Linked DNA regions of Homo sapiens: regions 1, 2, 3 and 5 are each linked to region 4. A link is a loop called in an ENCODE intact Hi-C map of the cell type or tissue named here. Cell type or tissue: heart left ventricle. All regions are shown on one strand. Each heading gives the region's core, and the rest is flanking DNA. Links, peaks and the distances in the headings are about the cores only.

Region 1 (6,257 bases), core at 591-5,590, 590 kb after region 4:
TCATGCTGGGGGCGTCACTAAAACTGTCTGGCTTCCTCTGCAGGCCAGCAGGTGCACTGGCAGGAATGGTGGTCTTCTGCCCTGACTTCTGGCTGTCCTTGGGCAGCTGAATTTTAAAAGTGTGACAAGCTGGCTTGCTGTGAGTCCATTTCAGTGGGAGCAGGAAGGTGGAAACTTCGGTGGATAGGGAAAGACAGGTGGGAACCCCAGGAGGAAGGGACAGTTCTCTGAGGGTAGAGTGCTTCCTCTTTTGTTTTGGATGCTCTAAAATGAGGTATGGGGCCATGGGATAGTTGAATTTTCTTTCTACTATTGACACGGAGATGTTCTCAGCCCGGAATCCCATGACCATCATGAGCTGAGTTGTTTGTGGCTTGGGTGGTCCAGGAGTGGCACTTCATATGGTATCACTGGCATCTCCCGACCACTGTTCTCCCATGGGTCCCTCATCAGTTGTTCCAGTGGGGGGCTGCTCCCTGGGGTCTAGTGTTAATAACTTTTTAATCAGTCTTTCAAGTTGAAGGGAAAAAATGGTGGGACATGGTATTTTCTTGTGATAGTTTTATTATTGAGGTCTGTAGGGCTCCCTGAGTAGAAGGGCAGGGTCCAGCCACCATGGAATAGAGAATGACATGGAAGCTCCATATGTCCATGGTGGGGCACTGGCACTCCCAGGCCCAGGAAGAGTTCTGGGGCAGGAATGGTGGTCTTCTGCCCTGACTTCTGGCCCTCGTCAGGCAGCTGAAAATTAAAAAGTGTGAACAGCTGGCTCCCTTTGAGCCCTCTTTGGTTCCATGGGGAAGGTGGACTTTGTCAGATGGGGAAGAACAGGTGGGACCCCCAGGAGGAAGGGACTGTGCTCCAGTGATGGAGCCCTTCTTCCTCTGCACTTTTCCTGTACCCCAGGATTAGGTACGTGGCCATGGGATAATTACATGCGTATTTTTTTGTGGGGGAAATACTGATTCGGAAATGCATGGGGCCTGAAATCCCATGGGCACCATGACCAGGCTTGTAGGGGGCCCAGGTGCCCAGGCTCTCTGTATGGTGTCAGCAGCATCTTCTGGCCAAAATTGACCCAGGGGTCACAAGTCAGCTGGTTTAGTGGGGGTCGCTCCCTGGGGTAGAGGGTGAAAAATTGTTTTACTAGTGTTTCCAGTGGAAATGAAAAAAAATAGGTGGGGTGTCATACTGTCATATAGCCTGAGGTGGGAAGGGGCCACAGGTGGGGCTGGATGTTCTTTCAGCCTCTCTGGCAGAGATCACAGACAGAGTGGTCAGGTTGGCCAAGCTTTTGAGGGCTGGCTCTGATGTAGGGGAGGGAGGCAGTCCCCAGAGCAGAAATGCCTTCCCTGGGGCTCATATCCTTGCAGGGGAAAAGCTGGCCATCCTCCCCTCAGAGCCTCCTTCACTGCAGCCCGTGGGAGGCGAATGACCTGGGGAATCCGTGCCCCAGGGGCAAACCTCTGGGTTCTGGCTTCAGCCCCACCCTGGGGAAACATTCACAGCCCCTTGGGAGGAGAGCCCTGCTGCAGGAACACTCTAGGGGAGGGCCCAGCTGCGGGAGTCCTGGTCTGTTGGTGACAGTACCCCAGGCTCCAAACTCTCTCGGCCTGGGGGCAGTTCCCTTCTCTGGTTACAAGATTCCCATCCCTCACTGCCCTACTGCCTGCTCCGCGGGGAAGTGGCCCGGGAGTGGAGGCGTGGACAGGCAACCCGGTGTCTCGAGTCGGGGGACAGCCTGGTCAAGCCCCCAGGCTCCAGAGCAGCAGCTAACAGGTGTCCGGCGGCGTAGGGTCTCCATGGAGACGGGGGCGGGGCCAGGAGGCGGTGAGCGGCGGGGGGCGGGGCTTCCAACGGCCATCAGCCCCGCCCAGCCTGGGCAAAGAGAGCCCGGCCTGGGAGGCGGAGCCAGGGACCCCCGGGCTGAGCCTGATTTCTGAGGGCGGCCGAGACCACCTCCCTCCAGGGGCTGCTGTGCCCACAGGGACCGGCGCCCTCTGTGCGTCCCACGGCTCCTGGCCCCGTTCAGCGCCTCCAGAGGCCTCACCCGGGCCCTCTCCACTGGGTCCACAGGGGCCTCAAAGCGCTGGCCCAGACGCGGGGTCACTCCCCTGAGCCTCCCGACCTTCCCATGCATTGGTCCTTTGGAGCCCTGGGTTCTGGAGTTTGTCCTTCCTAAATGCCGCCAGCCAGGACGCGGCTGCTCCAGGACCACAGCGGACCGAGTGCGGCCGCGTCCCCTGCGGGCCACCCATCAAGGGCACAGGGGGAGAGGCGTCGTGTAGGGTCCAGCCCTACTGGGTCTGTGGGTTTTTCTCCTCGTTTGCGGAGACGAGAGATTGTAGAAATAAAGACACAGGAAAAAGAGACAGAAAAAAACAGCTGGGCCCGGGGGACCACTACCACCTAGATGCGGAGACCGGTAGTGGCCCCGAATGCCTGGCTGCACTGTTACTTATTGGATACAAGGCAAAAGGGGCAGGGTAAGGAGTGTGAGTCATCTCCAATGATTGATAAGGTCATGTAAGCCACGTGTCCACTGGACAGGGGGCCCTTCCCTGTTTGGCAGCGGAGGCGGAGAGAGAGAGGGGGGACAGCTTATGCCATTATTTCTTCTATGCATTTCAAAGACTTTTAGTACTTTCACTAATTCTGCTACTGCTATCTAAAAGGCGGAGCCAGGTGTACAGAGTGGAACATGAAAGCGGACCAGGAGCGTGACCGCTGAAGCACAGCATCACAGGGAGATGGTTAGGCCTCCGGATGGCTGCGGGCGGGACTGACTGATGTCAGGCCTTCCACAAGGAGTGGAAGTCCTCCTGCAGAATTGTGGAAGTCAGCGCTTCCACAAGCGTTGGCGTTACCGCTAGGCCAGGGAGCCCTCTAGTGGTCCTGGCCGGGCGTAACAGAGGGCTCACATTTGTCTTCTGGTCACTTCTCACTGTGTCCCTTCAGCTCCTAGCTCTGTGTGGCCTGGGTTTTCCTAGGTTGTAATTGTAGAACAAAGATTATAATATTGGGATAAAGAGTAATGTTACAAACTAATGATTAATGATATTCATATATAATCATATCTATAATCTATTTCTAGTATAACTATTCTTATTCTATATATTTTATTATACTGGAACAGCTTGTGCCCTTGGTCTCTTGCCTTGGCACCTGGGTGGTTTGCTGCCCACAATGTCCCAAGGTGTAGTGACCAGCCCTGCCCGGGGCTGACCCTCGGGGTAGGGAGAGGGCACTAACTCGGGTCCTTTCCCCTTCCTCAAGCCTCCTTCCTCAACTGGGGTGAAGGGCTCCCAATCCCAGCACCTCAGGGGCCTTCCTGTTTCATTGATGCCAACAAGTGAACATTGATGCCAACAAGTGAACATTGACCATCTCCCATGTGCAGGGACAGAGAAGACAGACACGCTGGCCCCCGGGTGGGTGAGAGAGACTAGTCTATCAGTGCAGAAAACATTCCATAGAGATAGGGGCTAGGAAGGAAACACCAGGAAAAGTGAGGGTGGGAGATGGAGGTGACCCTACTGCAGATGGGGTGCTCAGGGAGGGCTTCCCTGAGGAGGTGACATTCACTTGATTGGCAAAAGGGATGGTCAGGGCCTGTGAAAGTCTTCTAAGGGAGGGAACAGCAGTGCCCAGCGGGGTGGGACCCACGGAGTCCGAGAAAGGCTTGAGCCTCAGAAGATGAGAAAGCAGGAAGACCCACTTCCAGGCCTTCACAACCTTCTAGGGCACAGACGGTGAAAATGGCTCAGGCCAGAGTTCAGTTTAGGTTTCAGAAGGATGCTGGGTCCCTCACACTTTTCTTGAGGCTAAAGGGCTCTAGCTCCTTGGGCCCTTTCTATGCAGACATGGTTCTGGGGCCCCGGCTACATGGACACCCTTCTGGTGGTTGTCTTCTGCAGCCAGATGGGGGGTGTGGGGCGACCTGCCCCTTCCTTGGCCAAGTGGACAGATGAAGGGAGCCTCTGGGGGCAGGACTGCTGGACTGAGAATTAGGCTTGGAGTGTAACTCAAACGCCCCACGGGCCCTACCTCTTCTCTGGAGCTCTGCTTCTTCAAGAAAACTGGGGATAAGGGACATCAAGACCCGCTCTCAGGACCCTTGCCCCTCCACCCCGTGATGCTTCTAGATGGCTCTCAGGGGCCACCTTTTTCAGGAAGAATTCTTGGGATATAGGAAAGTAAAAGGAGGAAACATGTTTTGAGTGGCACTTAGATCAGGCTCTAGACTGGGTGTTGGTTTGGTGGGGTTTGCTTTTTCTTTTTCTTTTTTTTTTTGAGACGGAGTCTCGCTGTGTCCACCAGGTTGGAGTGCAGTGGCGCGATCTCAGCTCACTGCAAGCTCCGCCTCCCGGGTTCAGGCCATTCTCCTGCCTCAGCCTCCCGAGTAGCTGGGACTACAGGCGCCCACCAACACGCCGGCTAATTTTTTGTATTTTTAGTAGAAACGGGGTTTCACCGTGTTAGCCAAGATGGTCTCGATCTCCTGACCTCGTGATCCACCCGCCTCAGCCTCCCAAAGTCCTGGGATTACAGGCGTGAGCCACCGCGCCCGGCCGGGGGTTTGCTTTTTCTACTGCCCAACACCCCTTCACAAAACCTGGGTCCTGGCTAGGCTGGGAGTGAGATTCCTGTGTCTAGATGTTCATCATTCCGTGTTGCACAGGAGGAGGTCTGGGGGAAAACAGAACAGATACTAGCAAGTGTATAAAAAGATAACTTTGAGAAAACCTAGAAGAGGAATCAGGATGGGGGGATTATGAATGGCAAAGGAAGAACTGGGGGAGAGGGAGTTGGGGGTGGGGCTGGGACAAACAGAAAGGAGGTGGGGGAGGGGGCCAGGGAAATAAAGTCCAAGAAGTCAGCAGGGACCAGAAGCCACAGCCTTAGTCGGGGTATCAGGAGAGCAGCAAGCTGCATGTACCTTGGAAAGGTGGAGGAGAGGACTGCAGCGAGCTGGGTGGGGAGGAAGGGAGAGGTGGCAGGGCAGAGGAAGCAAGGGACAGACAGGAGGAAGAGATGGTGCTCTGGGCCATGTGTCCGCCACCGCTACCATCACTGAAAACTGGAAAACTCTTTGCCTTCTCCTTACCCCTGTCACCATAACTACCCCATTCTCTCTGCCCCCCGTTCTTTAGTAACACGTGCTGGCAAGTAAGGAGCAGAGTCTTCTTTGAGGTTGCCGAGGAAACCCTCAGGGGCAGCTGTGAACCCACCAGCCTTGTCCCGTAGAGAGCTCAGGATCCCCAAGATTGGATGGGCAAATAAGCTTAGTGAGTGACAGTCCCACCAGCCTTGCTGAGAGTCACAGTAGGCGTCCACTCCCCCTGTGGGTCCCCAAGCCTGCTCTGCTGGGCAGCCTCAGGGACCCAGAGCTGCACTTCCAATGCTCTGCAGACACACCTCGGGCTTGAATCCCATCTCACCAATTCCACATGTTGGATATAAAATACTCCAGGAATAAATGCTCAGTGCCACGAGTAAAAACAGCACTCAAGCAAAAGTTTAATTCTCTCAGCAAGGCAATTTACTTCTGCAGAAGGGTGTCACTCCTGTCAATCAAGATCGCAAGTGCACACAGAACAAAGGAGACCAGGGGGTTTTATCCTTAAAGCAGTCCCTATCCCTATCTCTGTACCACTCCCCCATGGGCTGAGGTCAGACTGCACAATCTAAGCTGACCCGATTGGCTACTTGTACATATTTTCCTAAATACAGCAGGGGAGGGAGACGTGAGGTACAGAGGTGAATCGTGTGAGATGTTCAGTTTCAGGGGAACAATGGGTGCAGGTAACCAAGGGAACAGATGTGTTATTGATTAGAGCCCACGGGAAGTGGTAGGCTGTTTACGGTAACTAGGGGCAAGGGAGAACAAGAAAGTTGAGTTTCAGAACAAAGGATAAGGAAGTTTTTTGTTTGTTTGTTTGTTTGTTTTTTGAGACGGAATCTCACTCTGTCGCCCAGGCTGGAGTGCAGTGGCACGATCTCGGCTCACTGCAAGCTCCGCCTCCCGGGTTCAGGCCATTCTCCTGCCTCAGCCTCCCGAGTAGCTGGGACTACAGGCGCCTGCCACCACACCCGGCTAATTTTTTGTATTTTTAGTAGAGACGAGGTTTCACCGTGTTAGCCAGGATGGTCTTGATCTCCTGACCTCGTGATCCGCCCGCCTCAGCCTCCCAAAGTGCTGGGATTACAGGCGTGAGCCATGGCGCCTGGCCAGGATAAGGAAGTTAACAGGCTAA
Region 2 (6,257 bases), core at 484-5,483, 250 kb after region 4:
ACACCCTATATACATGATGTTTTGTCCTATACATACATAAGATGGGTGGATGGAGGGGTGGATGGGTGGATGGAGGGGTGGATGGGTGGATGGAGGGATGGATAGGTGGATGGAGGGATTGATGAGTGGATGGATGGAGAGCTAGATGGGTGGATGGAGGAATGGTTGACCGGATGGAGAGATAGATGGGTGGGAGGAGTGATGGATGGGCAGATGGGGGGATGGGGGATGGATGGGTGGATGGAAAGATGGATGAGTAGATGAAAGGAGGAATAGATGAATGGATGGCGGGATGGATGGGTGGGTGGAGTGATGGATAAGTGGATTGAGGGATGGATGGCTGGATGGATGGGGGATGGGGGATGAATGGGGGGATCGATGAGTGGATGAAGGGATAGTTGGATGGATGGGTGGAGGCATGGATGGATGGTTGGATGGAAGGATGGATGGGTGGGTAGAGTGATGGATGAGTGGATTGAGGGATGGATGGGAGGTGGAGGGGAGATGGATGGGTGGATGAAGGGATAGTTGGATGGATAGGTGGCTGGATGGGTGGAGGAGTGGATGGATGTTTGGATGGATGGATGAGTGGATGGAGGGGTGAAGAGATGGATGGATGGAGGGATGTATGGGTGGAGGGCAGGAAGGAGGGAGAAAGGGATAGAAGGATGAAGCATGGATCAGTAGAGGGAGGGAAGGATGGATGGGTGGATGGGTGGGTGGATGGATAGAGGGAGGGAGGGAAGGAAGGAGGAATAGGTAGATGGGCAGGTAGATGGAGGGAGAGAAGGAAGGATGAGGTGGTCCGGAAGCATCTCAGATGGGACTAACAGGAACGTTTCAGATTTGTGGCAGCTGTTTCCTGGTACTGGAGCCTGGGCACAGGTGGGCGTTTACAGTCCTGTCTGGTGCTTCTGAGCTGGGCTGAGTGACTGAACTAGTCTGTTGTATCCCAGGTGGAGGTGAGCTTATGGCACAGAATGGTTCCTTGTGGTTTAGGGGGTCCAATTTTGAGAACATGAACACGTCGGCTTGCTGCTGTAGCCTTCCTGTTCAGGATGGGGTGGGAGATGTGCGCTGGGCAGTTCGCTGTAGCAGTACCAAGTCAGCACAGGAAAGCATTTTCTGCTCAGAACTGTAGAAAACGGACAGCACGGGCCAGGCGCGGTGGCTCACACCTGTAATCCCAGCACTTTGGGAGGTCGAGGAGGGCGGATCACCTGAGGTCGGGAGTTCGAGACCAGCCTGGCTAACATGGTGAAACCTCTTTTCTACTAAAAATACGAAAAGCCCGGCGTGGTGGTGCGCGCCTGTAATCCCAGCCGCTCGGGAGGCTGAGGCAGGAGAATCGCTTGAACCCAGGAGGCAGAGGTTGCAGTGGGCCGAGATCGCGCCACTGCACTCCAGCTTGGGCAACAAGAGTGAAATTCCGTCAAAAAAAAAAAAAAGAAAGAAAGATAGAAAGAGAAACACAGAAAGAAAAAGAAAGAAGGAAGGAAGGAAGGAAAGAAAGTAAGATAGAAAGAAAGAGATAGAGAAAACGGACAGCACGAACGCGCAGGACAGGGACCCGAGCCGCCCCTTCTGAGCGCCTACTGCGTGCCCTTAACAGCGCTGGGCCTTTTCCGCCCAGGAATCCCGGGCGATCTCCCCGAAGCTCCGGAAGGCTGAGCGCCTCCGTCCCCATTGCAGAGATGGGGCAGCTGAGGCGCAGCGTGAGCCGCTCTCGCTAGCGGTGGGCGGCCCCGGCCTCCATCTTCTAGGCTGGGAGCCAAGGTTAAGAGCAGCTCCTGCCTTGCTGGACCGTGGGAGGGGGAAGTGCGACAGTGCTCTGAAGAGGCTTGGCGAACCTCGGCCGATGTGGGGCGGTGCTCTGTCGTACAGGTGTGACTCTTCTCCGTTTCTCCGTCTCTCTTGGCTGGGATCATCGGGGGAGTCAGTGGGCACCAGCGCTCATTTGAATCCACCCCCGTCCTGGCGCTGGCGCCCGCGCTGCTCACTGAGGTTTTCCTCGATGACAGTCGCACGTGGAGGCGGCGGGCGGGTGTGAGGCTGCACGCGGGGCCCCAGCTCTCCGCAGCTCTCCGCAGCTCTCCCTGGGCTTGGCGTCTTCCCTGCCCGGTGGAGAGTTACCCCTGCGGCCCATGAAGGTGTAGAGTGCCTGCGTCCTCCCTTCTGAAGGCCGGACAGCCCCACCCTGGAGGGGGTTCACAGATGGGCGGGGGGAAGGGGAGCTGGGGACATTCTGAGCCCAGTTCTACCTTTGGCTCACTTGGAGACAGGCCAGGGGCCTAGGGCAGGAAAGCCGAGTCCCAGCCTGGGACGGGGTCTGCCAGGCCCCACATACCCCTGCCCAAGCCTCCGTCTGTTCACTGGCACGCTCAGGGCCCCGCACGTGTTAGGTGCTCAGTAAATGTGAGGAACCATGAGAGGAAGCAGGGAGGGAAGGATGAATTCTTGGACATGGGGCCATGTGACTCAGTCTGGCTGATGGGCAGGGGCTGTCAGTCTCTTCCACCAGTGGTTATCTGCCCATCATTTGCCAGCACAGGGCTCCCTGACTTGCTTTGAGACCCACCACGTCCTCTCTGTGCGCGTGTGACTAAGGGTACTGCAAGCGCAGTGTTTCGGCTGCTGGTGGGGTTTGCTGATTCGTGGAGCAGCCACTCCTTGCCTCTCCGGTGTGTTTCCTGTGTCCCGGGCACCCTGCAGACCTCCTGTTCCTGCCACGGGCCTGGGGCAGGGGCATCACCAGGACAGGCTTGGGAGTCTCTGGAATCTGGGGGTGCCCACTACAGGAATTTGTCCTGTGCATGTGGGCAGAGAGATGGGCTATGGGGTTCTGGGGAACTGAGGAGCGCAGTTTAACAAAGGGACAACTTCCAGAGTTGTGCGAGGTGAAGAAAACCAACAAGGGCCGTGCAGCTTCCAAGAACTAGTGGCAGTGGGAGCCCTTGCTACGCCTCAGCTGCAGGGGCAGCACCTGTGGTCTGTGTGCCTGTGTGGGTGAGTTGTGTGTGTGTGCATGTATGTGTGTGTGTGCATGTGTGAGCATAAGAGTGTGTGTGTGTGTGTGTGTGTGTGTGTGTAGTAGTGGTAATGGAACCGAATGAGCAGCAGGAATGAATACCCTGGCCTCTCCTCCGTCCTTCCCACCTCCTGCTCGTGCCTTGTGTTGGCTCAAAGAGTCAGCCAAGAGAGCAGCGGAGCTGGGTGACGCACTATGTGGAGGTCAGCCTCCTAGGACACAGAGCCAGGCAGAGGGCCATCTGTGAATGGGCACAACCAGAGCACACAACTTACAGGGCACTGTGGGGAACACACAAGGTGCTGCATGTAGCATGCTCAGAATGGCGCCCGGCACACTGATCACGCGTAAAGGACATTAACAGTGTGATATGACTCTTTCCAGCCCTCACAGTAGGGGTCCAGCACAGGCTTTTTTTATCGTGGTGCAATGCAGATAACATAAAATTGACCATCGTAACCATCTTTGAGTGTACGGTTCAGGGGTATTAGTACATTCATATTGTCATACAACCGTCACTATCATCTATCTCCAGAACTTTTCATTTTCCCACACTGAAACTCTGTCCCCATGAAACACTGACTCCCTATGCCTCCTCCCCCAGCCCCAGGCACCCACCATTCCACTTTCTGTCTCCATGAGTTTGACTACTCCAGGGACCTCATCTAGGGGCAGTCACACAGTATTTATTTTTTTGTGACTGGCTTATGTCACCTAGAGTAACGTCCTCAAGGTTCATCCATGTTGAATTTCCTTCCTTTTTAAGGCTGACTATAAGGATGGGTGCACCACATTCTGTTTATTCCTCCATCGATGGTCACTTGGGTTGCTTCCACACTGTAGCTGTTTTGAGTAATGCTGCTATTCATGTGGATGTACAAAGATCTTTTTGAGACCCAACTTTCGTTTCTTTCCTATATATACCCAGAAGAGGGGTTGCTGGATCATGCATTAATTCTGTGCTTAATTTTTTGAGGAACCACCATACTGGTTTTATAACAGTGGCACCATTTTTCATTACCATCACCAGTACACAAGGATTCCAATTTCTTCACATCCTTGCAACAATTGTTAGCATCTGTTTTTTGATAGGAGCCATCCTAATGGGTCTGAGGTGCCAGCACAGACTTTTGCACGTGGTAGAATGAGTGGATAGAGACAACGTCTGATCACTGAAGCAAGACTCCTCTTGGCAGCGGCTGCAGTTGGCTGGAGTGTCACTGTGGATTGGAAAATAATGTAGTATTTCTTTTAAAGTACTCCATAATAATTTTCCCCACATTATTTTCCCATTTGTCCTAACTAGCAGGATTTTGATGTAACAAAGCTATCCAAAAAGCCACAAGGTTTATGACTATAAATGAACTCTCTCAGCAACACAGATGCATGGCATTGAGGCTAAATTAATGGCTGTGATTTCTGTGTATTGGAATCCTGGAAATGAAAATGCTGTTTCCCCTCTGGACAAAGCTTTGGTCTTGAATCATGGGGGAAAATGTAGTGCTTCTCTCCAGGATACTGGCTGTTGTGGCCATGCCTGTGACCCCGTGGGTCTACTCTTTGCATATGAAATCTTAAAGCAGTCTGGGCACGGTGGCTAAGGCCCATAATCCCAGCACTTTGGGTGGCCGAGGCAGGAGGATTGCTTGAGGCTGGGAGTTCGAGACCAGCCTGAGCAACATAGCAAGACCTCATCTCTACCAAAAATAAATAAATAAATAAATAAAATTAGCTGGGCCTGGTGGTATGCAACTATAGTTCCAGCTAGTCAGGTGGCTGAGGTGGGAGGATCACTGGAGCCCAGGAGTTCGAGGCTGCAGTGAGCTATGATCGCATTACTGCACTCCAGCCTGGGTGAAAGAGTGAGACCTGTCTCTAAAAAAGAAGAAAGAAATGTTAAATCAGCCTTTCCCAATGTCTCCTCCCCAGGACTCCTGCCCAGCTTGGAAACAGCACACAAGGGCACAGGGGAACTGGTGGGTACAGAGGGAAGGTTGGGAGCTTGGAGTCTGAGCTCCGGTCACCGTCCTTCCTGGCCATGTGGCCTTGAGGGAGCCGACTTCTGTTTCTTTGAGGACCACCAGCTCCCCCTGCTGCAGATGGAAGAGTGAGACTCACCTCACGCATTTGTTGTGCGGAGTAAATGGCATAACTCACAGGCAGTGCCCCCAAAAGTGAGTCGAATGCAGCTGCTTGTCATTGAAGCTGTGCAGTGAGGCAGGGCTCAGGGACTAGGAATGGGGTCTTGGCTCGATTTCCCCATCTTGCTGATACTTCTGTTTCCAGGTGCATGTTACGGCTTTCCACTGTTAACTCACCCTTCTATGCCTGTGATCTCATTGGATCGTCCCAAGAAATTATCATTTCTAACTTAGAAATGAGAACAAGGAAGCACAGAGAGGTTTAGTGACTCGCCCAGAGTCAAAACAGCAAGGCAGTAACTGATCAAGAGCTGATGAAACAGTGCAACATGTGTGTGAAATGTAAGGTGTTCATGCTGGGCCAGCTTGCTCGCCCTCCCTGCTGTGCCATCTTCCGGAAAGCAGCCCAGCCTGGAGAGCAGGGGCTAGCAGCCGTTCTTCCCCACTCTCTTGGCCTTTCAGCTGCCTGTCCGTCAGGAGTCAGGTGCACTTCCCTGCCAGGCGTTCACCCTGACCTGGGGCGCTCAGTTCACCTTCTCAACCTCGTTATCTGGAAAGGGATCCAGCCCTGGATTTTTATGGAAGTCCCCTTTTCAGGTTGTTGTTGGTTACAGATGTGATCGTTGTTTCTGATCTAGAAAGTCTGAGGAAGCAGAAAGAGAAACATGAGTCTGGAGAGGCCGCTCAAGTCGAAGTCAGTGAGGGGACACGGTGGAGAATTTTCTTCCAGTCTTCCCCGGTCATGGTTTGCTCATAGTTGAAACAACTCAGTAACTGCTTATAAATGATAAGGGGGGGGAGTATGTGTGTGTGGTGTGTGTGTGTGTGTGTGTTGTATGTGGGTGTGTTTGTGTGCACGTCTGGTGTATGCATATAGTGTGTGATGTGTTTGTGTATGTGTGTGTTGTATGTGTGTGTATGTGTGTTTGGTGTGTGTGCATGTGGCATATGTGAGTAGTCTGTGGTGTATGTGTGTGTGCGTGCGCGCGCATGTTGTGTATATGCATGTTGTGTGTATGTGTGTGGTGTGTGTGCGTGTGTAGTGTGTGGTGTGTGTGATGTACATGTGGCGTGTGTGTGTGGTGTGT
Region 3 (6,257 bases), core at 374-5,373, 580 kb after region 4:
GGAATTAAAAGAAATTAAAGAATGTGTAAGCAGAAACTCAGTTGTATGTAAGAAAACCTAATTCCCTCTGAGAAAGAGAAAGAGCTGGAGTCCTTTAAAATTAACTGCCTGTTTTTCTGTGGCTGTTGAGCCTTATCTCTCCTCCTTTCCCAGGCATTGTGAAGACCCTGTTTCCCTAGCTGTGCAGCTGCAAGGTCACTAGACAGATAAACTCAAGTTGCAAAACACGTTTTCCTAGAAAAGTAAGAAATCATGTAATGCATGTTTCAATTGAATAACTGTCTTTGTTTCTCACTTCTGTAGTATTTCCCCTGCACAAATCTCCCCCAACCCACAAAATGCTTAAAAGTTAACTCTTCGTTTGGGGCTCAGTCCTTTGGATGTTAATCCGACTGGGCCGGTGCACCTAAGTAATTAATAAATATCCTCCTGAGCCCCATTGGTCTCTCTGATTCCTTAAAAATCCCGCAACACCTCAAGGCCCAAAGCCAGCAGAACTGCTCTTCCACCTGGCCCTTCTAGTATGTTTGTGAATATGTTTCCTGGAGGAAGTTGTAATTCTACTGTCCCCTCTGGAGGCAGGCAGGGCTGAGGTCTGGAGGAGGCAGGGGCTCCCAGGAACAGTGAGACCTCTGAGCTGCTGTGTCTACATGGGGTCCTGGGTTGTGGACAGAGGCAGGTTGCTAGTTAGCACATAGACCAGTCAGAGGAGGCCCAAGAAGGAGTTGCAGCTGTTCTGGGCTGCGTTTGGGAACCTACGGCTGAGTGTGGCAGGCCTGTGGCAGTTGCCAGAAGCTGGCCCTGCAAGCCAGGGTGTGACCCTGCTGCTCTGTTGTCTTGCTCTCTGGGTCCTGTGGTGCTAGGAGGAGTCTTCTGGATGCTTCCTTCCAGGCCTGGGACAGAAAGTCAAGGGAAGAAGAGCATGGCCTGGTGGCCAGCCTGCCAATGACAAGTAGCTCTAGTGGGGAGAGGCCTAGGGACCAGGGCTGGATTCCAGGATCCATTCGGCAAAGGATCTCTGGCCAGCCACTACCCTCAGAGAGCAGTTATGAAGGAAAACCAGGTCAAGAAGCTGACGCCTGTCCCACAGGAGCTCACAGACTCAGGGTCAGACAGCCCTGGCAATGGGGAGGGACCTCTGTGACACTCGGGGCTGCAGCCACAGACTGAGACTGTGTCCGTGGGGTGTGCAGTGGAGACTTACCATGGTCACGGGCAGCACAGGTGGGAAATTGCACCAGTCACAGGCGGCCTGCAGGCCAGCCCTGAGCTGCAGGTGGGTTTTGTTTTATGTTCTGCAGTTTTTCTTTTAATCTGAAGTTTTATGACTCCAGTGTTTAACACACACACACACACACACACACACACACACACACACCCAAGATCATGTACAAAAATGCTGATTCCTGTGTCTCTTCAAAACGTCTTGCAGCCCCAGGCCTCCATTCTGCTTGCTGCAGCCGCTGGAACCACAGATGCTCCCTGGCAGGGCCACCATACCCTCCAGCACCAGCTCCTCACCTCATGCCTCTCAGGCAGATTTGGATCATCTGCCTGGCCAGGTAGGCCTGCAAGCCTATGGCCCCTGGGAAAGATATAATAAATGCCGTTGGCTTTTGATTTGCTTTTCTTGTTGCAGAAGGGGTTTTCTTGGGACAAAATTTGAGTGGAAAAGCATCCCAGACAGAGGTAACAGAGGTACAGATGCACGGACAAGAAAGGCCCCTGAGGTGTGGAGAGTATTGGTTCCACGGAACGGGTCCCCAGTGGTTTTATGATCAGGCAAGTTGGGAACACCAGTCCCAGTGTGCACATCACCACAGGGGCTGCACAAATGGATTCCAGCAATGGGGAGGCCAGCAGGTGCCCATGGCGCAGGTCCTGACGGCACATCAGGAACAGAGGTCTTGAAGGCACATCTTGAAGGCCTGCATCCTGTGGTCAGTGGGTACCCACCGAAAGGTTCCTCTGGAAGCCAACTCTGCTAGGTGGTGTCAGGTGTGTGCAGCTTCCACCATTCTAGGGCACCCTAGAAGTCAGCCTTCAGCTCGGCCTGCTTCAATATGGAGATGGTTTTTAACCCTTTGTTATTCTGTTGGGACTCTGGACATTTAGACGTCTGTGCAGGGGGGCTCATGAAGAGACCAACTTCCCTGATAGGCCTAGATATGGCCTAGCCTGAGGCAGAAAGGGAACACAATTGGGGCTGGATGTTCTTTCAGCTTCCCTTGCAGAGATCACTGACAGAGTGGTCAGCTTGGCCAAGCTTCTGCAAGGGCTGGCTGTGATGTCTGGGAGGGAGGCAATCCCCAGAGCAGGAATGCCTTCCCTGGGGCTCATATCCTTGCAGGGGAGGAGGCGGCCATCCTCCCTTCAAAGCCTCCTTCACTGCAGCCCATGGGAGGCGAGTGACCTGGGGGATCCGTGCCCAGGGCAAACCTCTGGGCTCTAGCTTAGCCCCACCTCCGAGGAACATTCACAGCCCTTCGGGAGGAGAGCCCTGCTGCAGGAAGACTCTAGGGGAGGGCCCAGCTGCGGGGTCCTGGGCTGTTGGTGACAGTACCCCAGGCTCCAAACTCTCTGTGCCCGGGGGGCAATTCCCTTCCCTGGTTGCAGCAGATTCCCACCCCGCCCTGCCCCACTGCCCGCCCCACGGGGAAGTGGCCCGGGAGTGGAGGCGTGGACAGGCATCCCGGTGTCTCGAGTCAGGCTGTCGGGCCAGCCTGGACAGCACGGCCCGCGGAGGGCAGACAGGGCGCACGGAGCAGGCCCCAGGCTCCAGAGCAGCCGCTGACAGGCTGTCCAGCTGCATCGGGTCTCCATGGAGACGGAAGCGGGGCCACAAGGTGGTGAGCGGCGGGGGGCGGGGCTTCCAACGGCCATCAGCCCCGCCCAGCCTGGGCAAAGAGAGCCCGGCCTGGGAGGCGGAGCCAGGGACCCCCGGGCTGAGCCTGATTTCTGAGGGCGGCCGGGGCCACCTCCCTCCAGACGCTGCTGCCCCCACGCGGACGGGCGCCCTCTGCGGGTCCCGTGGCTCCCGGCCCTGCTCAGCGCCTCCAGAGCCCTCACCCGGGCCCTCTCCGCTGGGTCCACAGGGTCCTCAAAGCGCTGGCCCAGACGCGGGGTCACTCTCCTGAGCCTCCCGACCTTCCCATGGGTCCTTTGGAGCCCTGGGTTTTGGAGTTTGTCTTTCCTAAGTGCCGCTCGCCCGGACGCGGCTGCTGCAGGACCACAGCCGACCGAGTGCGGCCGCGTCCCCTGCAGGCCACCCGTCAAGGGCACAGGGGAGAGGCGCCCCAAGCCACAGAGTCGCAGAGCTGCCAGGAGCTGACCCTTCGGGTGGGGAGAGGACACTAACTCGGGTCCTCTCCACTTCCTCAAGGTTCCTTCTCACCTGCAGTGAACGGCTCCCAGCACCTCTGGGGCCTTCCTGTTTCATTGATGTCAGCAACTGATCATTGATCATCTCTGGTGTGCAGGGACAGAGAAGACAGACCCGCTGGCCCCCCCGGGTGGGCGAGGGAGTCTAGTCTATCTGAAGAAAACTCCCATAGAGATAGGGGCTAGGAAGGAGACACCAGGAAAAGTGAAGGTGGAAGATGGGGGTGACCCTACTGCGGATGGGGTGCTCAGGGAGGGTTTCTTTGAGGGGGTGACATTCACTAGATTGACCAAGGGACGGTCAGGGCCTGTGAAAGTATTTTAAGAGAGGGAATGGCAGTGTCCAGTGGACTGTTTCAGGGATGGAAATAGGGCAGCAGGGTGAGGGGTGTGAGCCAGGCAGGCAGGGCCCAGACACCATGTGATGGGTACAGGGGTGGGACCCATGGAGGCTCTGAGAAAGGCCTGGGCCTCAGAAGACAGGGAAACAGGAAGACCCACTTCGAGGCCTCACAACCTTCTAGGGCACAGACGGTGAAAATGGCTCAGGCCAGAATTTGGTTTAGGTTTCAGAAGGGTGCTGGGTGCCTCATGCTCTTCTTGAGGCTAAAGGGCTCCAGCTCCTTGGACCCTTTCCATGCAGACATTGTTCTGGGGCCCCCACTACATGGACACCCTTCTGATGTTGTCTGCAGCCAGGCAGGGGTCGTGGGCCAACCCGCCCCTTCCTTGGCCAAGTGGACAGATGAAGGGAGCCTCTGGGGGCAGGATTGCTGGACTGGGAATTAGACTTGGAGTGTAATCAAAATGCCCCACAGGCCCCACCTCTTCTCTGGAGCTCGACTTCTTCAAGAAAACTGGAAACAAAGGGATGGCAAGACCAACTCTCAGGACCCTTGCCCTTCCATCCCATGATGCTTTTAGACAGTTCCCAGGGGCCACCTTTTTCAGGAAGAATTATCAGGATATAGGAAAGTAAAGGGAGGAAACGTGTTTTGAGTGGCACTTAGATCAGGCTCTAGACTGGGTGTTGGTTTGGTGGGGTTTGCTTTTTCTCCCGCCCCACACCCCTTCACAAAACCTGGGTCCTGGCTAGGCTGGGAGTGAGATTCCTGTGTCTAGATTTTCATCATTCCGTGTTGCACAGGAAGTCTAGGGAAAAGGAGACAGATATTAGCAAGTGTATAAAAGAAAATTTAGCCAGAGAAAACCTAGAAGAGGAATGAAGATGGGGGGATTATGAATGGCAAAGGACGAGCTGGGGGAGAGGGAGTTGGGCGTGGGGCTGGGACAAACAGAAAGGAGGTGGGGGAGGGGCCAGGGAAATAAAGTCCAAGAGGTCAGCAGGCACCAGAAGCCATAGCCTTAGTTGGGGCATCAGGAGAGCAGCAAGCTGCATCTACCTTGGAAAGATGGAGAGAAGACTGCAGTGAGCGGAGTGGGGAGGAAGGGGGAAGTGGCAGGGCAGAGGAAGCAGGGTACAGACAGGAGAAAAGAGATGGTGCCCTGGGCCAGGTGGCTGCCACCGCTACCATCGCCAGAAGTGGAAAACTCTTTGCCTTCTCCTTACCACTGTCACTATGACACCCCAATTCTTTCTGCTCCCCCTTCTTTAGTAATAGGTGCTGGCAAGTAAGGAGCAGTCTGATTTGAGTTTGCGAAGGAAACCCTTGGAGGTAGCTGTGAACCCATGAGGCTTGCCAAGTAGGGAGCTCAGGATCCCCAAGATTGGATGAGGAAATAAGCTTAGTGAGTGACAGTTCCACCAGCCTTCCCCAGAGTCACAGTAGGCGTCCACTGCCCCTGCGGGTCCCCAGGCCTGCTCTACTGGGTGGCCTCTCGGACCCAGGGCTGCACTTCCAATGCTCTGCAGACACATCTCGGGCTTGAATCCCATCTCACTGATTCCACAAATATTGACTGAGGGCCTACTGGATGCGAGACCTGTGTGGCTGTGGGGGAGGCAAGGTCCCTGCTTCAGTGGGAGTGACAGGTGTAAAGCAGGATGATTTCAGAACCTGAGAAGGGGGACAAAGCAGAGAACTGGGAAGTGGCTGGGCGGGTGCGGTGCAGCCTGGGATGGGGTAAACAGCAAATCTTTGCCATCTGTTCCTGTCCGGATATCATGGAAAATGCTACCCGATCTCTCTTGCACCTCAGTGTCCTCAGCTGGTTGGTAGAGTTTGAGCTTCCCCACTGCCTGACCCTGCTCTCTGGGCTGTCTCTAGGGAGTCTGCCCTTCTCAGGCCTGCTCCCCACCCTCTATGGCTCTCAATTCCTCCCAAGAAGAATGTTCCTCTAAAAGGAGGCCGCTGGCCACAAAGGGAGATGAACAAGCCAAGGTAGCCTGGCCTGCACTTGGGGCCACATGGCTCCTTAGGCCCGGCCTGGGTGGACACTGGAAGGAGCTTTGTCTGTGGGTTTTGCCCTGTTGCCTGGAGCCCCTTCCCTATGGTGTCTTGACTCAGCCCAGCTCGCTGAGCCTGGAGCCCAGGCTTCTAGAGAAGAGATGTCAAGGTCTACCACAGGGCACAGGCCAGAAACAACTTGTCCGATGCCAGTGAAAGCCAGGCCTGGGGAAGGCTCCTCTTCTCACAGGGCTGGCACTCCCAGAGGGGACACGGCACGGCAGCAAGTTGGAGGCACAGACTCTGAGGGGCCCTTGGTGGGGAGCTCAAACAGGACCCACAGGGACCCTCTCTCTGGGGTTGCAAACTGGCACTGGGTGGAGGGAGATTCAGTATTGACACCTGGGGGACCCTCAACCCCAAAGTGGATTTAAAGGACAGTGGCACACTGGGGAGACAAGAGGCTCCACAACACTCCCATGCTTGCCCCAGCCTGCTTCTTGCTTCCCGTTCCTGCTCTTTGTTGGG
Region 4 (6,257 bases), core at 660-5,659:
CCTCCCATTCTATTCCTAAATAACACAGCTACAGATGTTTTATTTTATTTTATTTTATTTATTTATTTATTTTGAGACAGAGTCTCGCTCTGTCACCCAGGCTGGAGTGCAGTGGCGTGATCTCAGCTCACTGCAACCTCCGCCTCCTGGGTTCATGCAAGTCTCCTGCCTCAGCCTCCGAGGTAGCTGGGATTACAGGTGCCCGCCACCACACCCAGCTAGTTTTTGTATTTTTAGTAGAGACGGGCTTTCACCATGTTGGTGAGGCTGGTCTCAAACTCTTGTCCCCAAGTGATCCACTTGCCTCAGCCTCCCAAAGTGCTGGGATTACAGGCATGAGCTACTGCACCCGGTCAAGATTTTAAAAAGCTACATACCACGCTTGCAATTTACCCACAAAGAAATTCCTTGAGGACAAAGAACAGGCAATACTCAAAGTCATCCCTCTGCTCATGTGAGACAAATGCATATCTGATTGCTTCCTCTGCCCTATTGGTTCACTAAGCCAGACTAAGGCACGTGACTATTCCTGTAAATTGTGCATTCAGTGAAAGGCTAATCAGAAACTCAAAAGAATGTTTCAAGTTGTCCCACCTTTCTGGGCCAAACCAATGTACATGTTACATGTTTTGATTGATGTCTCGTGTCTCCCTAAACTGTATGAAACCAAGCTGTACCCTGACTACCTTAGACACATGTCGTCAGGACCTCCTGAGGCTGTGTCGCAGGCATGTCCTTAACCTTGGCAAAATAAACTTTCTAAATTGGTTGAGACCTGTCACAGATACATTTTGGTTTATGGTACCCATTACAAACCTAGGCTTTGGGAGGCCCTGCATGCTCTACTCTCACGGGAAATAGAGTGTCATCCACTGCCCTAGGATCAAGCCCAGGCTAGCCTGCTGGAGGGAGGGAGACACGGCACCACCCCAAACATCAGCTAACCAACTGGCAGAGGTGTGTGAGGCTGTGCTAGACCTGCCAGTCCAGCTGAGCTTCTGGATGACTGCAGTGGGGAGCCCAGCCAGGGTCAGCCAAACCTGGCCCAGGGCAGAACCGCTCAGCGGACCGGTAGAGTCCTAAACAATACTAAGTCACTGTTTTCTTAAAGCAACAAAGTTTGGTGCCTTGTTATGCAACAGTTGCTAAATGATACATCAGTGTCCAGCTCCTGCTCAAGGTTTTTTTTTCCACATCCCATGGACAGACTCTCCTGAACTGAGACAAAGCAGGCAAAGCTCTCACCTAACTCCAGGAAGACATCAGAGCAACCCCTTACCTGGTGTGTGGGACACAGGTGGAATGACTCTCTCAGAATCTAATCTTTTTTTTTTTTTTTTTTTTTTTTTTGAGACGGAGTCTTGCTCTATCACCCAGGCTGGAGTGCAGTGGCGCAATCTTGGCTCACTGCAAGCTCCACCTCCCAGATTCAAGCCATTCTGCTGCCTCAGCCTCCTGAGTAGCTGGGACTACAGGCACCCGCCACCATGCCCAGCTAATTTTTTTTGAATTTTTAGTAGAAACGGGGTTTCACTATGTTAGCCGGGATGGTCTCGATCTCCTGACCTCGTGATCCGCCCTCCTTGGCCTCCCAAAATGCTGGGATTACAGGTGTGGGCCACCACACCCAGCCTGAATCTAATCTTAAATACTGCTCTTCATGGGACACCTTTAGTCCAATCCTCCTGTGGGCCTGTAGACCCTCCAACCCCCATCACCCCCCAACCTCCCCTTCCTCCTTAGGAGGCAGGTAGAAATTAACCAAGGTGACTAAAGTCCATGCAGTTCATGTGTGCCCCTTTCCAGAAGATGAATGAAAGTGAGGAAGGAGAAAAGGCTGACACATTCCCCTCAGAAGCCTCTGCTTTCCATTTTTGAGACTCTCCACACGGGGATCTGGGAATCTTTACTTTTTTCTTTTTTTTTTTTTTTGAGATGGAGTCTCTCTCTGTCACCCAGGCTGGAGTGCAGTGGCACGATCTCAGCTCACTGCAAGCTCCGCCTCCCAGGTTCACGCCATTCTCCTGCCTCAACCTCCCGACTAGCTGGGACTACAGGCGCCCACCATCATGCCCAGCTAATTTTTTGTATTTTTAGTAGAGACGGGGTTTCACCGTGTTAGCCAGGATGGTCTCGATCTCCTGACCTCGTGATCTGCCCGCCTCAGCTTCCCAAAGTGCTGGGATTACAGGTGTGAGCCACCGCGCCCGGCCTTTTTTTTTTTTTTTTGAGACAGAGTCTCACTCTGTCGCCCAGGCTGGAGTGCAGTGGCGCGATCTCGGCTCACTGCAACCTCTGCCACCAAGATTCAAGAGATTCTCCTGCCTCAGCCTCCCAAGTAGCTGGGATTACAGGTGACTGCCACCGCACCCAGCTAATTTTTGCGGTTTGAGACAGGGTTTCACCATGTTGGCCAGGCTGGTCTTGAACTCCTGACCTAGAGATCCACCCACCCCAGCCTCCCAAAGTTCTGGGATTACAGGCGTTAGCCACCGTGCCCAGCCAGAATCTTTACTTTCAGTATGCTCCCCAGGTGGATCCAAGCTGCAGTCAAGTCTGGGCACTGTGGTAGAAGGCCAGGGGGAGTTGTGAAAAGTTCAAGCAGGTGAGGCGCCTGGCCTATTCTCTGGAATTTCTAAGCAAGCCCATAATTAGATAAACTAGCCCAGTGCAGTGCAGGGAGTGTCTAGTGGGAAGGGAGAGAAACAAAGTGTGACTGTTTCAAGGCTAAGACTGGAGAAAGGGAGAAAAAAGGTTTTAAAATGCATTTTGAAGCTAAGCTGATCAGTTATGAGATCATGTTGTAGGGTGACCCCTACCCCTGCCCCCAGTGGCCCTGAGCTCACTCTCATAACAGAGTTTCTCCCATACCCACTCCCATCCTCCCAGGTGGAGTTAGGACCTTGCCCCATCCATCCCCCAGGGACTAGACATGCCCTGTGGTCATCACCACCCCACACACTGTCTCCTCCTCTGGCCTGTGGGGTCTATGAAGGCTCCCAGCAGTCAGCCCAGGGCCCAGAACAGGTAGCGCTGGGATCAGGAGCACAAACCCCTGAAGGTGAATAAGTCTCTTATTCACCTTCCCATCCTGCAAACCTTGGGCAAGTGTAGCTCAGGTATTTTGCATTTGTGTTTTCTCATCTAAACAATGGGAATAGTAATAGTACCCACTTAAGGAGGTGTTGGGAGGATTCAATGATAGCCACACACAGGATGAGCTCAATAAATTGGGACAGAATGGACGTGTCCATGTCCAAATGTGTTTAGTTGATTATTAAATTTTCAAATCCAAAAGAATTATATTTTAGTGAAGGTAAAATACGCTGGTCTTAAGTATGTATGTATGGGCTCAATCTCCAAATCAAGATATAGAACCTTTCCTTCGCTGCAGAAATTGTCTCTTTTTAATGAATTTCCCTCCCCACTAGAGGCCACCACTGCTCTTATTTCTAATGTGATCGGCTAGTTTCGCCTGTTACTGAACTTAAAATAATGGAATCTTAGAGTCCACATTCTCTTTGCGTCTGGCATTTTTCCTTCAACAGTGGCCGGCGATGGTGGTGTGAACCTGTAATCCCAGTGCTTTGGGAGGCCGAGGCTCCTGGGACCATCGCTTGAGCCCAGAAGTCTGAGGCTGCAGTGAGCTATAATCTCACCACTGCATACTCCAGCCTGGGCGACAGAGCAAGACCGCCTCTGAAAAACAAAACAGCTATTATGCCTATGGGATTTGTTCATGCCTTCAAGTTTATTAGTAACTACTGAAACTCCATAATCCTTCTTATTGCTGACTAACTAGTATTCATTTTATGAATATACCACAACTTATGCATTCTCCTGTTTTTGTTTTTTTGTTGTTGTTGTTGTTGTTTGAGACAGCATCTTGCTCTGTTGCCCAGGCTGGAGTGCAGTGGTGCAATCTCGGTTCACTGCAACCTCCGCCAGCCGGGTTCAAGCAATTCTCCTGCCTCAGCCTCCCAAGTAGCTGGGACTACAGGCGTATGCCACCACGCCCGACTAATTTTTGTATCTTTAGCAGAGACGGGGTTTCAACATGTTGGCCACTCTGGTCTTGAACTCCTGACCTAGTGATCCGCCCGCCTCGGGCTCCCAAAGTGCTGGGATTACAGGCGTGAGCCACGGCGCCCGGCCGCATTCTCCTGTTGACGGAGATTTGGGTACTTCCAGTTAGGCTATTGTGAACCTGCCCTACTGATGCAGGGCAGGTTCTTGGCTTCCCCAGGAAGACCTGAAGAGCCAGCCGGAGGTAGAAGAAAACAGCTTTGCTGAGGCGGCGCGGCACTATTACAGCTCCAATGACGACTGCTCTGGCACGGCAAGACTACCCCCACAGGAACTGTGCAGAGGGTAGCAGCGTAGGGGCAGTTTCGTAGGCGTATTTAGGTCCACTTTAAAAGACATGCTAATTAAGAGGCGGGTCATTCAGAATTAGCTAGAAAGTGGGCGGGAACTTCCGGTGTTGCCGCGGCAAGGGGCAGTAACTTCCGGGTGTTGCCACGGCAATGGTAAACTGTCATGGAGGTGGTGGGCGTGTCTTATGGAGAGGGGCTTTAAGCGCCTCTCCTCAGTTTCCGCCAGTCTTCGATCTGATCTGGAGTCTGGTCCCGGCTGCCTCCTGCCTTACAGTGAATATTTATTTGTGCTCAGTATTTTTTGGTAACGTATCATTTTACGTGGGTGAGTAGCTAGAGTTGCTTAAGTCATAGAATTTGTTTAACTTTATAAGAAACTGCCCAACCAATCTCCAAAGCAGTTGTACAGTTTCAAACTCACGCCTGCGGGCTGGGCTCAGTGGCTCACGCCTGTAATCCCAGCACTTTGGGAAGCCGAGGTGGGAGGATCACTTGAGGTCAGGACTCACTTGAGATCAAACTCACGCCTGCCGTGTATGGGAGTTCCAGTTGTTCCACAACCTTGGCAGCATTTGATGCCACACTTCATTTGAGATGGTGCTGATAGGTAGGAAATGGTGTCTCATGGTGGTATTACTTTGCATTTATTTGATGACTAATGACTGTGAGTTTCATGTACTTAATGGCCATTCGTAGATCTTTTATGAAGTGTCTGTTCTTTTTTAACCCTTTTTTTTGTTTTCTTTTGTTTTTTTTGAGACAGGGTCTTGCTCTGTCACCCAGGCTGGAGTACAGTGGCCTGATCATGGCTCACTGCAGGCCCAACCTCCCTGGCTCAAGCATTCCTCCCACTTCAGCCTCCCAAGTAGCTGGGACCACAGGCCCATACCTCGACTGCCCGGCTAATTATTTTAATTTAAATTTTTTAAATTTAAAAAGAATTTTTTTTTTTTGAGACAGAATTTTGCTCTTATTGCTCAGCTGGAGTGCAATGGCACGATCTCGGCTCACTGCAACCTCCATGTCCCGGGTTCAAGCAATTCCCCTGCCTCAGCCTCCCAAGAAGCTGGGATAACCATATGCCACCGCGCCCAGCTAATTGTGTATTTTTTTAGTAGAGACAGGGTTTCACCATGTTAGCCAGGCTGGTCTCGAACTCCTGACCTCAAGTGATCCACCTGCCTCAGCCTCACAAAGTGCTGGGATTACAGGCGTGAGCTACCTCGCCCAACCGATTTTTTTTATTTTTTGTAGAGACAGGGTCTCCCCATGTTGCCTAGGCTGGTCTTGAACTCCTGGGCTCAAGCAGTCCTCCTGCTTCCACCTCCCAAAGTGTTAGGATTTCAGGCATAAGCCACTGTGCCCTGCGTTTTTCCATTTTAGCCATCTTAATTGCTATGTAGTAGTAGCACATAGTGAGTTTAATTTTCTTTTCTTTTCTTTTCTTTTTTTTTTTTTGTGAGACAGACATTCATTCTTGTTGCCCAGGCTGGAGTGCAGTGACGCAGTCTTGGCTCATAGCAACCTCTGCCTCCTGAGTTCAAGTGATTCTCCTGCTTCAGCCTCCCAAGTAGCTGGATTACAGGCATGCGCCCCCACGCCCAGCTAATTTTGTATTTTTAGTAGAGACGGGGTTTCACCATGTTGGTCAGGCTGGTCTCGAACTCCTGACCTCAGGTGATCCGCCTGCCTTGGCCTCCCAAAGTGCTGGGATTACAGGTGTGAGCCACCACACCCGGCCCTAATTTGCATTTCTTTGATGACTAATGATGTTGAGTATCTTTTCATGTCACCCATGTGATTTTCTTTTTTTTGAGACGGAGCCTCGCTCTGTCGCCCAGGCTGGAGTGCAGTGGCGCGATCTAGGTTCACTGCAATCTC
Region 5 (6,257 bases), core at 840-5,839, 460 kb after region 4:
ACCCAGAGATCAGCCTTGGCCTTGATCCTGCCCCCCGACCCCCCACTTTATAGCTGCCCACAAAGCAGGAAGTGTAGCAGGCAGCTCTCCATCCCCACTGTCTCCACAGTTCACCCTCGGTCATCACCCAGAACCTTCCCCAGGGCATGGCAACATGGCAAAACCATGTACCAGTTTCTTGAGCATCTTTGTCAGAGACAACATATGCAGGTACCAGCAGATATTCTATACCCCCTCTTTTTTTTTAATTCCAGATTTTTATTTTTATTTAAAAAAAATTTTTTTAAGAGGGACCCTTGCTACATTAACCCAGGCTGCTCTTGAACTCTTGGCCTCAAGTGATCCTCCCACTTCATCGTCCTGAGCAGCTGGGATTACAGGTAAGAGTTGCCACACCTGGCTTACTCCCTCTTTCTTACATAAAAAGTAACATACCCTACATCCTTTATTGCACCTACCAAAATATCTTGGGGATTGTTCCTTATCATATCAGTCCATGTAGAGATGCCACTTTTTTGTTGTTGTTTTTGTCTTGTTTTGTTGTTTGTTTTTTTTGAGACAGGGTCTCACTCTGTCACCCAGGCTGGAGTGCAGTGGAGTGATCACAGCTTAGTGCAGCCTCAGTCTCCCCTGGTTCAGGTGATCCTCCCACTTCAGCCTCCTAAGTAGCTAGGATTACAGGCACATGCCACCACACCCAGCTAATTTTTGTGTTTTTAGTAGAGACGGTGTTTTGCCATGTTGCCTAGGCTGATCTTGAACTCCTAGCCTCAAGTGATCCACCTGCCTTGGCCTCCCAAAGTGCTGGAATTACAGGTATGAGCCACTGTGCCTGGCCGTAGAGCTGCCACATTCTTTTTGATGGCTGCATAGGCTTCCATCATATGGATGTGTCTTAATTATAATCTGTTTAACAAATCCCTCACTGGTGGACTTTAAGGAACAAGAATACTTCAATAATTTTTATTCACTTTAAAAACATTTATAGTAATGTGCATTATGACATTTCGGTCAATGACACACCACATATATGATGGTGGTCCCATAAGATGATAATACCATATTTTTACCGTACCTTTTCTATGTTATGTTTAGATACACAAATATCTACTACCTGGTCAAATTAATTGGACATTTTTATTTTGAGTTGTTCATGTTTTTTTCTTATTGATTTGGAATAACTGTATATGGAGGAAACCAAGGGAATAATTGTGATTAAGTGCCTGCAGTGTTCAGTACAGTCATATGCTGAACAGGTTTGTAGCCTAGGAGGACTAGGCCATACCATATAGCCTAGGTGTGTAGTAGGCTGTGCCATCTAGGTTGTGTAAGAACACTCTATGAGGTTTCACAATGATGAAATCACCTAAGGACACATTTCTCAGAATGTATCCCCATCATTAAGCACTGCAAACCTGATTGTTTAAATATAAAGACATGTCAAGAAGAGACTTCAATTGGCCCATCAGCTTGTGCCCAGATAACCCCTGTTGACCTTTTAAAAATCAATTATTACAAAAAAGTATAAAATGAAAAGTAAAAGCGCCTCACATATCCATTCCATGCACCCCTCAGTCCTCCCAAAAGGTATCCATCAATAAGAGTTTTTTTGTTTCGGCATATTTGTGTCCTTTGGGAAAATTAGGAAATTCCCACACACATCTACATAGAGCCTTTTAACTTGTACACAAAAGGATCATGATATACAGTCTTCTGTTCCTTGAATTTTTCAGTAGAAATATGACCTGGAGATCTGTCCATCCTAGGACAAAGTCCCAGTAATGGGTATCTTAATGAAGTTACTCCCTCTCCTACTGCTGGACCCTGAAGATGGCTCTTTTCTTTCGCTGTTTACTGGTACACACAGTGCTGTGTTGTCTGTCCTTGTATTTTTATATTAGCATGCTGTAGTAGCTTCGCCATACCCTTCCCGATTGGTTGCACCATCTGGCACCTCACCCTACAGCATTTTTGAGAGTGCTCATTTCTTCCCACCTTTAGCAGCAAAAGTATTAGCAAACTTATTCGTTTTTGCCAACTTGGTAGATTAAAAAATGGCAACCATGTTGTGTTTTGATTTGTATTTCTTTAATATACATTTAATTACAAGTGAGATTGAAGATCTTTCCATGAGCTGCTTGTTCATATCCTTTGCTCTTTTTTCTAATGGGTTAGTCATCTTTTTCCTATCGATTTGAAAGACCTGTTTATGTATTAGAGAAATTAACTTTCATTGCATTTTCCTCAATTAAATTCTGTCATATGTGCTGCAGCAGACATTTTTTTTCAGTTTACCATTTGTCTTTTTTACTTTGTTTATGGTATTTTGATTCCATTTACATAGTTTTAATTTTTATGCAGTTAAGTGTTCGACATCTTCCTTCACGGCTCCTGGGAATGAAAATATTTACACAGTGCATTTTGTGCAGGCTTTCCACACATTATCATAGTTAATTCTCACAGCAGCCTTGGAAGCGAGGCAGGGTGGGAATTTTTAGCTTCAGTTCCATTTTAAGGATGAGTTCAAATGAGTCTCAGAAAAGTCGTGGGACTTGCCCAGGTCCAACAGATTCTAAAACCTTTGTCATTCTCACTTCCTCACCTGCCTTCCAACCAGCCAGGTGACCTACTCCTGGCACTGACAACAAAAGTATATGGCTTCTCAGGGACTGCATTTTTAAATATTAAAACTACAAGCATCTTATCTTCCCTTAACTGCTCTTTAAAAAAAAAAAGTGTTTTTAAGAGACAAAGTCTTGCTCTGTTGCCCAGGCTGGAGTGCAGTGGTGCAATGATAGCTCGCAATAACCTTGAACTCCTGGGCTTAAGCAATCCTCTTGCCTCAGCCTCCCGAGTAGCTGGAGCACTACCATGCCTGGTTAATTTATTTTTGAGATGGAGTCTCGCTGTGTTGCCCAGGCTGGCCTCAAAACTCTTGGCTTCAAGTGATCCTTCCACCTCAGCCTCCCAAAGCACTGGGATTACAGGCATGAGCCACCACACCTAGCCCTTAAAAATATTTTTTAAACCTCCAATAATATGGAAGGGTAGAATATGCAGTGGGGATGGGACTCACATTTCAGCCCACAAGCCCATTCCCAGGGGATCCACTGTACAGTTGGCTGTGAGCACTGATAAGAAGCCATGGGCTTAACTCTTGCCACGAGGCAGGAAGACCCACCAGGAGCTGGGCCGTTCCTTATTCGTCTCTGTCACCAGTGCCTTGGGTATTCTAGGGACAACTTAGATGCTCAATAAATTCTGCAAGAGTGGGGAGTGGGGCAGTCAGGCACACTGCTTAGACGCTACAGCTTCGCAGGTGGGTGTTCAAATCCCAGCTCACCCCTTAGCTGCTGTGTGAATGTGGGCAGATGACTTTACCTCTCTGCCTCGGTGTCCTTGTCTGTAAAATTGGGATACTAGTTTCTGCCTCAAGTAAATGAATAATCCTCCTCCAGTGCTGAACAGTGTCTACATCTCACTTCTGATCCGTCTGTGCCTTTCTGGATCCATTTGCCCATTCTCACCTGACCCAGATGTCCAGGGTCATGAGATGTCAGAGGTAAAAATCAGGGTCCCTCCTTCTGTCCTTTCCTCCCAGAAGTCCAGAGGGGGAAACGTCTTGCCCAAGGTCACACAGCCCCTCGTGGCAGGACCCACAGAGCCGGGTCTCCTGACTCATGACATCACTCGCTCAGCTTCTCTGGCTGGGCCCTGGCGGCCCCGTCCCTCCGGTCTCCGGTCTCGCCGCCTCCGGGCACCAGGGGGCGCCTCGTCCCAATCGCAGCCCGCCACCTGACGCCCTCGCTCCAGACCGGCGGGGTTCCGGCTGCGGGAGAGAGGCCGCCGCTCCCGGCCCGGCGTTCAGGGCTTCCGGGGCAGGTCTGCTCTGCGACCCACCAGGGAGGGCACTCGCGCGTCCTCGCTTTCTCCTTAGGTGCACCCCCGCGGGCGCGCTCCCGCCCATATCCCTTCCAGGCCCAGCCTCTGCTATCTGCGCCACTTCTTCCCCGTCTTTGGGCTCCCTTCCGATTGTGCCCACCCCATTCTCTGTAACAGTCGCCAGGCCACCAGGGCCCGTCCCAGCATCTAAATCGAGGTCGGCTGAGGGATGGGGGCGGCACCGGCAGGCCCAGGTCCCCACCCCGTCCCCAAACAGTCAGGAGGGTGTGTCCTGGAGGGGACGCGGAGGAGCGTGGTGCAGCTGTGCGCCTCTGGGCCAGTGGCTTCCCTGCTGTGGGCCTCAGTGTTCCCATCTGCGAACTGGGGACGGCGGCGGGGGTGGGGCGTTTCGGCCGGGGCTGCAGCTTTCCCTCGGAGGAGCCGGGGGACTTGGCCTGAGGTGCGTTTGTTCGCTGTTTATTGGGGGTCTGGGGTAGTCTGAGGGAAATGCCGGGGGTCGCAGTGCCCCCGGTTCCGCGCCTGGACCCCGCGTACCCCGCTCTCCTGACCCATCCGCTGCAGCGGCTGCACCGACCTGAGCGCCCTCCACTCGTCCAGGCTCGGGTGACGTCGGCGGCCGGGGCGGCACCGTCCTCCCCGCCCCCTAGCACAGCCGCGCACGCACACACACCTTCCGAGGGGGGAAACTGAGGCCAGGCGCGGCGAGGCCACCCGCCAAGGTCACGGCGCACGGGCGGTGGGGCGGGCAGGAGGGCGGCGCGCGGGGAGGCCGCCCCGCCGGTGGCGCTGGTATCGGGCTCGGGCTCCGGCTCCGGCTCCCGAGCGCCCGCCCCCGCCCCCCCGCGCCCGGCCACCGGACGCTCTGGGGCCGCGCCGGCCGCGGGGACGGCGCGCTCTCGGCGGCTGCGGGCGGACCCGCGAGGTAGGAGGCGGGCCGGCGGGGGACGCGCCCGGCGACCGGTGCGGTGCGGGGCCCCGGGCGGGGGTCGCTGGGGCTGCAGCCGGGAATGCCCTCCGCGGGGCGGCCTGGGCGGCAGCTCCGCCCCCGGGGCCGCGGTTGCACCGACACGCAGTTGGCTCTCGGGAACCTGGGGCGCGCGGGGATCGCGGCGGGCTTCGCGGAGCGGGTCTCGGAAGGAGGTTGCGAGGCCGCAGTTGCTAAGCCCGCACCGGCCGCAGGGTTGTGGGGTTGGGGATCAGCGGCCGCCAAGCTCACGGGAATGGGGGCCGGGGCGCGCCAGCGCCAGTCTTTCTGAGCTGGGCTCTGCGGTGTCGCTCTCTGGGACTGGAGCGGTGAGGACGCAGAAGCCCCAACCTCCGCGGCTATGCAGACGGCTTATCCCGAAGCCTTGCGAACGCTAAAGGCGCGATATTGGGGGTCGGGGAGGGGCGGGGTGCTCCATCTCTTCATCAGTGCAGTTGGTTGCCTCCCCGAAGCGGGGGTACGTGAATCCAGACCCCGAGGGTCGCCATGCAAAGCATTCCCCACCCCCCGACTCCGCACTACCCTGCTTCTCTTCCCCACCCCCACCCCGCCTCCACCACCGCTGCTGCCTCCGGGCGGAGAAATCCCGCCACCGCGTCCAGGGTCCCGAGCCTGCGAGCGGGAGGTTGAGGCATCTCAGGAATTCGCTGGGAGCCACACGGACGCGCCTTGGGAGGGAGGGAGAAGCTTTGGCAGGGCTGGAGGGCTGGGTCCAACCTGGCCCTGTCCCTGCCTCCCAACCCCGTGTGACCTTGGGCAGCCCCTCCTGCCATTACCACGTGGGGAAGAGACTGGTTCTCAGTCTTGGGGTGGAGGGAGCTCTCCCGGTAGACCTCCAGGAGAGTTGGCTTAGGGAGCAGTCTTGGGGACCAGAACAGCCTTGGCGACCTCTGGACCCTGACCCATAGGGGGCAGGTGGCAGCAGGGGGATGAGGTGTAATGGGGGCTGTTGTTGGAAACCTGTCCCACCTGCCAGCCTGAGGATGAGACACTCCTGGGCCAGGGTCTTAGAGTGTGGGACCCCCGCCCCCACCGCAACCTCCCGCTACAAAACCACCTGCCCTTGGGCTCTAAGCAGGCAGGGTGGGTTGGCAGAGGTGAGTCAAGCTTCTCCCCACCCCTAATAGTCCTGGGGAACTTCCCCTCCCATGTTTCTGCCAGGCAGTTGTCACTTTAAATTGCCAAGCTCTCAACTGTCACAGCTGATCTGTTCCTGGAGCAAAGGGAGCAGAAAGGTGACAGTGGGTGTCCCCTCCCCCTGGCCTTGTCCAGGAGATGAGGCTCACAAGGACAGCAGTCGGCTCTGCCTGGTCAGCTTTGTGAGTGTTGCTCTGAGCATGCCCAGTGATCTGTGGTGGTGAGGGACCTG

What was found. Hi-C counts contacts between places; a loop is a spot of excess contacts. Peaks named below come from ENCODE experiments on the same cell type or tissue, not always from the same donor. Only the 100,000 strongest peaks of a DNase experiment are listed, where the experiment ranks them.
Region 1: a loop joins it to region 4, with 5 times the contacts of the local background. A loop is called at or near these places in 8 of 110 quality-filtered maps.
Region 2: it touches region 4 in a loop (3-fold over the local background); 5 of 110 quality-filtered maps call a loop at or near these places.
Region 3: a loop joins it to region 4, with 4 times the contacts of the local background. A loop is called at or near these places in 7 of 110 quality-filtered maps.
Region 5: a loop joins it to region 4, with 3 times the contacts of the local background. A loop is called at or near these places in 5 of 110 quality-filtered maps.

Annotation. Positions count from the first base shown.
Region 1 is chr3:12,864,756-12,871,012 of GRCh38, reverse strand. The region is part of intron 1 of LOC124909346 (a long non-coding RNA gene); the gene reads right to left. Among named protein-coding and RNA genes, the nearest start is that of LINC02022, 17 kb to the left of the region's middle. RefSeq lists a silencer at 1,827-2,106 and an enhancer at 2,657-2,716. In heart left ventricle, for the core only: a CTCF peak has its summit at 2,888 (motif pointing left); DNase peaks (open chromatin) are centred at 1,822, 2,004 and 2,842; H3K4me3 peaks cover 428 bases; H3K27me3 peaks cover 928 bases.
Region 2 is chr3:13,199,997-13,206,253 of GRCh38, reverse strand. It overlaps a transcript of IQSEC1 not described here. Among named protein-coding and RNA genes, the nearest start is that of IQSEC1, 130 kb to the right of the region's middle. In heart left ventricle, for the core only: no CTCF peak of the experiment used is centred there; DNase peaks (open chromatin) are centred at 1,833, 2,363 and 2,723; H3K27me3 peaks cover 2,292 bases.
Region 3 is chr3:12,872,890-12,879,146 of GRCh38, reverse strand. It overlaps LINC02022 (long intergenic non-protein coding RNA 2022), which reads left to right. Exons shown (of 3, transcript NR_136189.1): 2 at 154-242; 3 at 1,433-1,625. LOC105376956 (a long non-coding RNA gene) reads right to left here and starts at 848. Exons shown (of 5, transcript XR_940601.4): 1 at 760-848. RefSeq lists enhancers at 1,957-2,469, 2,470-2,983 and a silencer at 2,877-3,116. In heart left ventricle, for the core only: a CTCF peak has its summit at 3,027 (motif pointing left); DNase peaks (open chromatin) are centred at 2,856 and 3,026; H3K4me3 peaks cover 679 bases; H3K27me3 peaks cover 382 bases.
Region 4 is chr3:13,450,131-13,456,387 of GRCh38, reverse strand. No RefSeq gene overlaps it. Among named protein-coding and RNA genes, the nearest start is that of HDAC11-AS1, 27 kb to the left of the region's middle. RefSeq lists an enhancer at 4,196-4,777. In heart left ventricle, for the core only: CTCF peaks have their summits at 3,232 and 3,433 (motif pointing right); DNase peaks (open chromatin) are centred at 4,497 and 4,807; H3K4me3 peaks cover 1,658 bases; H3K27ac peaks cover 567 bases.
Region 5 is chr3:12,992,649-12,998,905 of GRCh38, reverse strand. All of the region lies in intron 1 of IQSEC1 (IQ motif and Sec7 domain ArfGEF 1), which reads left to right. Among named protein-coding and RNA genes, the nearest start is that of IQSEC1, 78 kb to the left of the region's middle. RefSeq lists silencers at 3,657-3,926, 4,577-4,626, 4,647-4,806 and enhancers at 3,607-4,165, 4,217-4,286, 4,725-5,283. In heart left ventricle, for the core only: a CTCF peak has its summit at 3,763 (motif pointing right); DNase peaks (open chromatin) are centred at 3,825, 4,495, 5,004 and 5,570; H3K4me3 peaks cover 2,340 bases; H3K27ac peaks cover 2,463 bases.